2 separate regions of the Homo sapiens genome follow, and region 2 is linked to region 1. Evidence: chromatin contacts called from ENCODE Hi-C or POLR2A ChIA-PET data. All regions are on one chromosome and are shown on one strand. The core of a region is the stretch at or near the end of the contact, and the rest is flanking DNA. Distances in the headings are between cores, read along the strand shown. Region 1 overlaps KCNN3 (potassium calcium-activated channel subfamily N member 3). Region 2 overlaps KCNN3 (potassium calcium-activated channel subfamily N member 3).

What was found. A loop is a pair of places that touch in the nucleus more often than their neighbours do. ChIA-PET counts read pairs that join two places held with the same protein, here RNA polymerase II (POLR2A). Pooled maps may share reads with other maps.
Region 2: a loop to region 1 is called in a pooled map, with 5 times the contacts of the local background. The contact joins two enhancer-like sites. A Hi-C loop is called at or near these places in 6 of 50 pooled maps. POLR2A ChIA-PET finds 5 or more read pairs at or near these places in 2 of 52 experiments (HEK293T and activated CD4-positive, alpha-beta T cell).

What each region holds. Positions count from the first base shown.
Region 1 is chr1:154,696,400-154,700,811 of GRCh38, forward strand. KCNN3 (potassium calcium-activated channel subfamily N member 3) reads right to left here. Exons shown (of 8, transcript NM_002249.6): 8 at 1,056-4,412. Among named protein-coding and RNA genes, the nearest start is that of ADAR, 90 kb to the left of the region's middle. Within about 2 kb of position 2,077, at least 3 of the 41 ENCODE cell types and tissues checked have a DNase peak (open chromatin) inside an H3K27ac peak, as active enhancers do.
Region 2 is chr1:154,789,412-154,793,823 of GRCh38, forward strand. All of the region lies in intron 2 of KCNN3 (potassium calcium-activated channel subfamily N member 3), which reads right to left. Among named protein-coding and RNA genes, the nearest start is that of KCNN3, 79 kb to the right of the region's middle. RefSeq lists an enhancer at 2,054-2,363. Within about 2 kb of position 2,465, at least 5 of the 41 ENCODE cell types and tissues checked have a DNase peak (open chromatin) inside an H3K27ac peak, as active enhancers do.

The DNA.
Region 1 (4,412 bases), core at 827-3,326:
TTTGGAAAAGATCAATGCGTATAACATAGCAGGTTACCCAATTTTTGTGCGTTAGGTTTAGTGAGTTACCTGCTAGCAAGGACAATGTGTTATGTTTAATTTTAACTTTTTTCGTCTAGTGAAAAATGTCAGAATAGCCCTCCCTCAATCTTCACCCAGAGCTAAGGCCAAAGAAAGACATTACACCCAGACAGACTGTGTGCCAGGAGAAAGCAGCAGCCAGCCAGAGAAATACCATGTGAGGGAAGAGTAACCTGGCAGCATTGTTTGCCAATACACGTAGAGCCAGCATGCAGATCAGCACAGTCTCATGGGGCCAGGACTGAAGAGACATGAGGGCAAGATGAAAAGGAATCAAGCTTCGAGTAAATCACCATCTTTATAAAAACCTTGCCCCCTCCTACTCTCTTCTCTTCCCGTCTCCTCACCAACTAGGGGGAGGGGAGAGATCCTGAGGAGGGCTGTGCCAGACTAGGCACCGGTGGCCTCACTTCAGCAAGCTCTGGATCAGTGGTGCTCAACTTGGGGCACCCCTTAGAACGACCTGTGGTGCCTCAGGGACATGCCCAGGTGTCACCCATACTCTGCTTCTGAGTCTCCATGGGTTGAGAAGCCTGGCTTGGGGTTTTCAAAAGCTTCAGAGATGAGTCTACTGAGACCCTCTGCTCAGCTAAATGGAAGGAGTGCTGTGTGGAACTGCCCGATACTTTACTTGAACATAGTTGCAAGTTTGCCGTATCACACATCAGTGTGTCTAGATATTCTCGTTGATGAACAGCCATTCACCTTAGGAGCGGCTCTCACTCTCTCTGGGTGGTTAAAACTGGGTTTGGTATTAAGGCCTTCCATGTGTCTCCATGTTGGGGGGGCCAATCTCCTGAGTCAACACTACCATGAAAACCACGGCAGTTCTGGCCTTGCTTAAAGAAGCAACCTTTTCCAGGGGACGCTGTTTCCGATCTAAATTAAGATTTCCTCTTTTAAAAAATCTTGCTTTCACAACTATACATGTAGGGAAAGAAGAAGATAAAATTAAAGGAAATCAGTCACTTGCATTTTTGGTTTTTTGGTTTTAGTCAGTTCTCTTCTTGTTTTTATTTAATGCCATAATATTATATTAGCATATGCCGTAACATTTAAAAATGCCCATTCTCTCCAGCTTCAGTTCAAGCAGGAGTGGGGAAGGCCATAGACTAAGCCCACCTTCAAGGTCACACTTCCATATTTTGCACAGAGAAGAAAATGCAGTCTCCCATCCAGATCCTCAGACCCACACACCAGCCCACCACTCTCATTCCAGATGCCCTAAGCCTGGGTCTGGACACATGTGGTCAATACACATCCTGGATCTTACAAATCCAATGGTGGCCAGCAGTAGAACTGAAGCCTGTAAGTTTTCATTCACTCCTAAAGTGTGCTGAGAAATCCTAGCCTGTTTTTTCCATTTAATTCCTGTAGATGAGTCATTTGCTCCTCAGTTTTCTATGGCCCAATTTTCCCATTGGAATAATGGGAATAATATGTCATCCACCTTACAGGGTGATGACTAATATATTGGCATTTGAGATCCTTAGATGAAAGGTATTACTGTGTATAAGTATAAAGTACTATTATTTAGTAATCACTGAGTTGGTAAATGTATTCATTCATATGGAGTTTTTGGAGGAAGAGCTTTAAGGAATGACAGCAGTAGAAATGCAGCTAGATATATTTTTGAAAACATTTTTTAGGTCTACCAACTTAGAAAAAGTCCCAGATATTACATACTCCTTCTAAAGCACCTAATTTGCATTTTTATTATTATTATTATTTACCTAGAACTACAGAAAAATTTATGGGAAGGAAAGTAAGGGTACAGGGTTTTCAACTTGGGGAAATTCATTTCCCATCCCCTGGCTGCCAAGCCTTCCTACTCACAATTCCACAAATGTGCCTGCAGCTGTGAGGACAGCTGGAGAGATCTGTTGTCTTTCTGGTCACCTCTGACATTTTGCAGTGTCTCTTCTGATTGACACTGTATACAGGGCATGACCTCTCTGACTTGGCCCTGCCTATTATGAAAGTGTCACCATGGGGGCAGGGAGCTAGAGAGATTTAGTTGGTTTAAAGAAGTATAATGTGTCCTTGAGCTTTGAGCACAGCAATGGAAACCTGGCGACTCTTCCTGGAGCTCTAGGGACTTCTAACCAGAGCAAGTTGGTTCATTACAAGCTGTCACACCACAGAAAGAGAAGACCTTTGGCTAAGGTAGAGAAAGGCTGACTCATACAGGCAGTTGTATAACTGTAGACAGGCAGGGCCCATGGAGCTGTGGAGAGTTCACTGGGACTCCTCTGCCTTCTAAGACACAGGTTCCCACCTGCTTCAGGGAGAGAGACTTCCCACTAGTCCACCTTCTGTGTGTGTTACCAAAAGGAAGCCATATTTGGAGCTGGTCTAAGCTCCAGCCCCTGCAATTTCATTTGCCTTTCCTTAGTAAGGAACACAGTAACAACGCGAACAAAACCACACAGAGCATGTGAAGACCGGGCCCTTCTGATGCTGATGTGTGGAGAAAACTGGGCACTAGACTGAACAAATTTTTAGCTATTGCCTTATGGGAACCACAGAAATGGATTGAAATAAAACTTACAAAATCACTTTAACCACTCTTATTTATGCATTACCACCAAGGGAAAACAAAGTCACTGAAACAGAAAAATGTTTTCCAAAGGAAAAATGTTTCCTCTTTGGTGACCTGAGAAAGTTTACCGTAACTCCATTCAAAACCTTCAGGCACTTGACTTTTTTTTTTTTTTTTAATATCCTTTACCTTTTTAATAAAAAGTAAAAAACAAACAAAAAATACATCAATGTTCCGAATAGAACCTCTCTATGTAAAGGTCTCACTAAACAAATAAACATAGGACCAGACAAAAGAAATGGAGCTGTGAATAGCAATATGATATATTATGAAGCATTTATATATGTATGTATATATTATATATGAATGTGCGGGTATATGTGTGTGCACCTATGTATGTATAAATCTGTAAATATTTGCCTACATACACGTCACACACACACATACATATTTATACTGACCTCTTTAGATTGAAGTCCAAGGCACTTTTTACAATGAACAGGTTAAAGCCATTAATTTAGAACATAACTGTTTCTGGGTACATATCGAGTTATGGCGCCAATATCAGAATTCACGTCTTTCCTTGCCCACCTTGGAGTGTTTCTTGTTGGTGCAATGAGTAAGAGAATTGGCTTTCAAGGAGATTAGCAATGTTTCTAGATGGTTAAACTAACTTCTCTTGCTATTTTCCTCTAGGGGAGGGGAGTTCTTACTGGTGAGATGCTGAGTTCCTCAAGGGAAGAACACAAGGATCGAGAAACACAACAATTTCTGTACTATGCTAAGCAGAGACTCCTGTAGCCTTCCAGAGGACCTGCCCTGAGGTTCCACCTGATATTCTGATGGCTTTGCTAGTCTGGTCTAAAAAAAAAAAGACTAAAACTTAAAAATGGGGGCTTTGAGGTGGCTCAAGGATATGGAGTGCTATTTAGGTAAGACCGGAAAAAGACTATCTCTTATTGACTTTATTATGTTTGATGTAGACCATCCAAGTTATATAACCTCAAGTGGAATTTAAAGATGCATTTTTTTAATCCTTATGATCATTCAGGACCTTCACATCTTCAAATAATTCTGTAAATGAGACTCAAGGAAGAGATAGCTTCATTCTCTAATTATTAACGAGGTTAGTTATCACTACGGTGAGGTGAGGCCAGTGCTTATCAATATTTCTGGTGCATACAGGTCACCTGGGGATTTGTTAAAAGGCCAATTCTGATGAAGAAGGTTTGATGTGGGGCCTGAGATTCTGCATTTCTAACAAGCTTACAGATGATGCTAACGCTGCTGGTCTGTGGACCACACTTTGAGTAGCAAGGGTTAGCATATAGCCATGGACTTGAATTACTGTCAAGAGGTCTGCTTTCCCCAAATGATGAATTTGCATTTGTTTCCTTGATTCTAGATGGAATACAACTTTGAGGGGAAAGGTCAGAATATATTTGCTCTTTATAAATGTAAGTCTTGGTCTGAGCAGTGTTAGAAGGAAAAACCAAAAGAAAAAAGCACTTACTGGGCCAGGCACAGTGGCTCACTTTGGGAGGCCCAGGCAGGTGGATCACGAGGTCAGGAGATCGAGACCATCCTGGTTAACATGATGAAACCCTGTCTCTACTAAAAATACAAAAAAATTAGCTGGTCGTGGTGGCACGCACCTGTAATCCCAGCTACTCGGGAGGCTGAGGCAGGAGAATTGCATGAACCCAGGAGGCAGAGCTTGCAGTGAGCTGAGATGGCGCCACTGCACTCCAGCCTGGGCGACAGAGTGAGACTCCATCTCAAAATAATA
Region 2 (4,412 bases), core at 1,215-3,714, 93 kb after region 1:
GTGGTGGTCGGTGGGGCAGGGGGGGGCATTATGATTCAGCCTACCACATTATGCTTTTGACCATTGTGCTAAATCTAGTTTAATCTTCCTAACAATCCTAGGAAGACGTTGTCATTATTTCTATTTTACAGATTTGAAGACTAGGGCTCCAAGACGTCAGCTGAACTGCCAAGTGTCACCCAGGTAGTAAATGGCACAGCTGGGACAGGAACCAAGAAGTGAATGACTTGCTCCTTCACACCTGCCCTGCCATCGGAGAGGCGGCACTCAGGACAGGCAGGGCCTTGGGGGATTCCGAAGGAGGTGCTGCTTTTGTTACTCTCTAGACTGAGCCCTCCTGACATCCTAAGCCCACTGAAAACCTGATGCGAGCTATGAATTTGCTTTCCCTAGAACAAGAAGCATTTACAGAAACACACCATGTATTGCAGCTAGTTTCTGGGAGTTCACGGGCCCCAGGTTAGGAATGCTTGCTTTTTTTGTTTGTTTGTTTGTTTGTTTGTTTGTTTTGAGAGACAGAGTCTCGCTCTGTCGCCCAGGCTGGAGGAGTGCAGTGGTGCGATCTTGGCTCACTGCAACCTCTGCCTCCTGGGTTCAAGCAATTCTCCTGCCTCAGCTTCCCAAGTGGCTGGGACTACAGGCATGCACTACAATGCCCAGCTAATTTTTTGCATTTTTTAGTAGAGAAATGAGGATTCGCTACATATATGGCAACATATATGTTGGCCAGGCTGGTCTCGAACTCCTGATCTCAGGTGATCTGCCCGCCTCGGCCTCCCAAAGTGCTGGGATTACAGGCGTGAGCCACCATGCCCAGCCAAGAACACTTGCTTTTAAAAGCAGAGTATCAAAGGGATGTTTGCACACCCATGTTCATTGCAGCATTACAGATACTCCTTAACTTATGATGGGTCACGTCCTGATGAGCCCGTTGTAAATTGAAAATATTGTAAGTAGAAAATGCATTTAATACACCTAACCTACCGAATGTCACAGCTTAACCTAGCCTGCCTTGTGTGCTCAGAACACTTACATTAGCCTACATTTGAGCAAAATCATCTATCACAAAGCCTATTTTATAATAAAGCATTGAATATCTCATGTGATTTACTGAACACTGTAAACGGTAGAGTACTGTATCAGTTGCTGACCCTCGTGATCACAGGGCTGACCGGGGCTCTCTGCCGCTGCCCAACATCACAAGAGAATATCATGCCGCATACCACTAGCCCAGGAAAAGATCAAAATTCAAAATTCAAAGTACAGTTCCTGCTGAATGTGTGTTGCTTTCACACCATCATAAAGTCGACAAATCTTAAGTCAAATCATCGTTAAATCTGGGACTATCTCTCTCTGTAGGATTCGGTACTATCTGCAGTTTTAGACATCCACCAGGGATCTTGGAACACATCCCCCATGTATATACTGTACAGAATTTCAGGTTTGCAGGAGACAAGAGTTCTGGAGATTGTTTGCACATCAATATGAGTAAACATAACATCACTGAACTATATACTTAAAAATGGTTAGGATGAGGCCAAGTGTGGTGGCTCACGCCTGTAATCCCAGCACTTTGGGAGGCCGAGGTGAGTGGATCACCTGAGGTCAGGAGTTCGAGACCAGCCTGGCCAACATGGTAAAACCCCATCTCTACTAAAAATACAAAAATTAGCTGGGCATGGTGGTGCATGTCTGTAATCCCAGCTACTAGGGAGGCTGAGGCAGGAGAATCACTTGAACCTGGGAGGCAGAGGTTGCAGCGAGTCAAGATCGCACCACCGCACTCCAGCCTGGGTGACAGAGTGAGACTCCATCTCAAAAAAAAAAAAAAAAAACAAGTTAGGATGGTATTTTATATTACGTGTATCATACCACTTTTTTTTTTTTTTTCTCAAAAAGACTGCTCTAAACTGAGAGCTCTTGCAGAGCAAAGACCACATCAGGTACATTCTTGCGGCTGGTGCTGGGGAGGAGCTCAACAGATGTCTGCCCGCGACAGCTCAGCAGGTGGGATGGGTGATCGGCTGCCTCCCGCTGGCTGTGGCTAACACTTCTAGAAGCCCTGCACACCGGAGAGTAAGCAACCAGCCCAAGCCTGGCTAAAACCAAAAACAATAAAAAGCCTCGAGAACTGAGAATGTGGAGGAGGAAGACAGGACAAAAATAAATCCAGTCACTGCTGTGGTCAAGAAGAGGTGGCTTTCACCCATTCCTCAAAGGAACCTCGAAAGGGAACGAAAGGCCCCGATGTTAATTTTAGAAATAGCTTGAAGCCCTGTCCAACTTGAGAGTGACTCTGTGCCTCTTCCACAGCTTAAAGTACCTGGACTTTTTGACAGTTGTGCTCCTCTGCTGCCAAATGAATGGGGGTTGTAATCCACTTGAGGATCTTTTAAACTTCACTGCTGTTTGTATGAATTTGGAAGGAAAAACCAAACCTCCTCTGAGAGCTGACTCACGTCCCTTTGGGCATTGTGCCAGGCCCTCAGAAATCACCTCATCTGCCAACCCATCTATAATACCCTGTCTGTAAAAGCATCCTTCTGCTTCCACTGGCCAGGAAGATCGCAAAGGAAACCATGTAATTGCAAGAAAAGCCAAGTCAGAGAGGCAGGTGACACGTGTTTTATGACCAATGAGGGGCAAAGCCATAGAAAGTTCAGAACTGAGAGTGGGTGGGAGCATAAATCCTGTTGCCATTGTGGTAAAAATGGGTGGCACTCACTGTGGGAACCTTGAAAGGGAACAGAGTGCCACGATGCTGCTTTGCAGAGGGTCAGGTGGTCACACAGCATCCTGGGGTGGTTTATTCCCTCCGGGTCTCCCCCGTCTGCCATGTTCCAACAACCATCCCAGATCCTCCTCCCTCTAATTGGGATCATATTAAATAGCCTTTCCACCAGTGACAGAAGGAGGTGGGCTCTTAGTGGAGCCCACTCTGTAAATATAGAGTAACAACAGGAATCAGAATGTTCCACTGGAAACAGGTGGGACTTGTCCTCCCCATACAGACTATAGAAGATGTTTACAGGACTTTCTGCAACCATCCTCATCAAGTATAATCCCAGAAAAGTAACAGCAAGCTGATGGGTTTATTCAGGTAATATCCAGGAGACATATTTCTCTTTAAAAGGAAAAGGAATTTGCATGTTTTGTTATGGCCATCCCTTATTCCAGTTTAACTGGTCCCTAAGAGGCTCTAACTACAGCAAGAGGGATTTTGGTTAGAGAGATTGTCAAACCTTGAAGAAGGGTAGAGACGGAAAGAGAGAGAATTTGAGGGAAGATTCCTCCCAGGGAAATGTTTTCAAAATGAAATCTGGACCTATTCATGTGGGAGAGAATGCCCACCCCAGAAGCAGGGGATTGACCTATATGGGCTCCGAAGTTCTTTTCATGCTGTTTCCATTGAGCTGCCTTCCCTTGCCTGTGATGCAGGCAGAAGTTTGATTTTTTTTCTATCCCTGAAGGTGTTGGCAAAACAGAAAGTTTCTCTCCTTCAGCCAGGTCTCAGGCAACTTCTAGTGTGTATTTCCCCACCCTTTTCATTTCCCAGCCAGAGAAAGGGGAGTTCCTTTAGTTGTGGTCCTCGGTTCTGTACCAAGAGCAGGAAGCTCCTAACCCCAAACCATCGCACTCAGGAATATTCTCACCACAAACACCTAGAAGCCAATCTTTCCACTCCAAATGGAGATGGACAGGTCAATCAGAAAGAACGGGCTATTGAAAAGCTGTAATAAATCATGTGCCAAGTGAGGTGTCAGACATGCAAACCAGGGAATACAAAGTCAGAGAGTTGTAAATGAAGTAGTGGGTTGAAGAGCTAGCAGTGGCCTGGTTCTCTCTGCCCACAGCAAAGGCCCAGAGCCAGCTTGTGCACCACCCCTCCTCTTGGCCAGGAAGGTACCCAAATGTCTGTTCCTTGGTAAGAGGCTGACCCTGAAAAGTTTACACCTGGAGTTTCATCCCTGTATCTTAAAGCAAATGGGGTGATGGGGAGGGATGTCGGGGGCATGGGAGGGTGGCAGACCCCAATGCAGCCTAGAGACAAAGCCACCAGGCTTGGGAATTAACAGACTCCATTTAAAAGTTATAAACCACCTAAAAGGATTACCATTAATGACAGTGATTAATGCAAACTGCAAAGTAGCAATAAATCATTAATTATACTTTCAATTTTTAAAAACTCCAACAAATCAATATTAAATCTTACAGAACTTATTCACTATGCTGGGGACTGTTACCCAACTGTTGTGGGGGGAAAGGCAGAAATAGAACACAAAAAGCCTGCAGTGAAATACCTCTAAGAATGGCTGGAGTAGTTAACTTAGCTTGACTTGACCTCGTTAACGTAGTTGACTAAGCTGACTTAGTCAAGGAATACTAAAGACCTGCAGTTGGAAACCCGACCT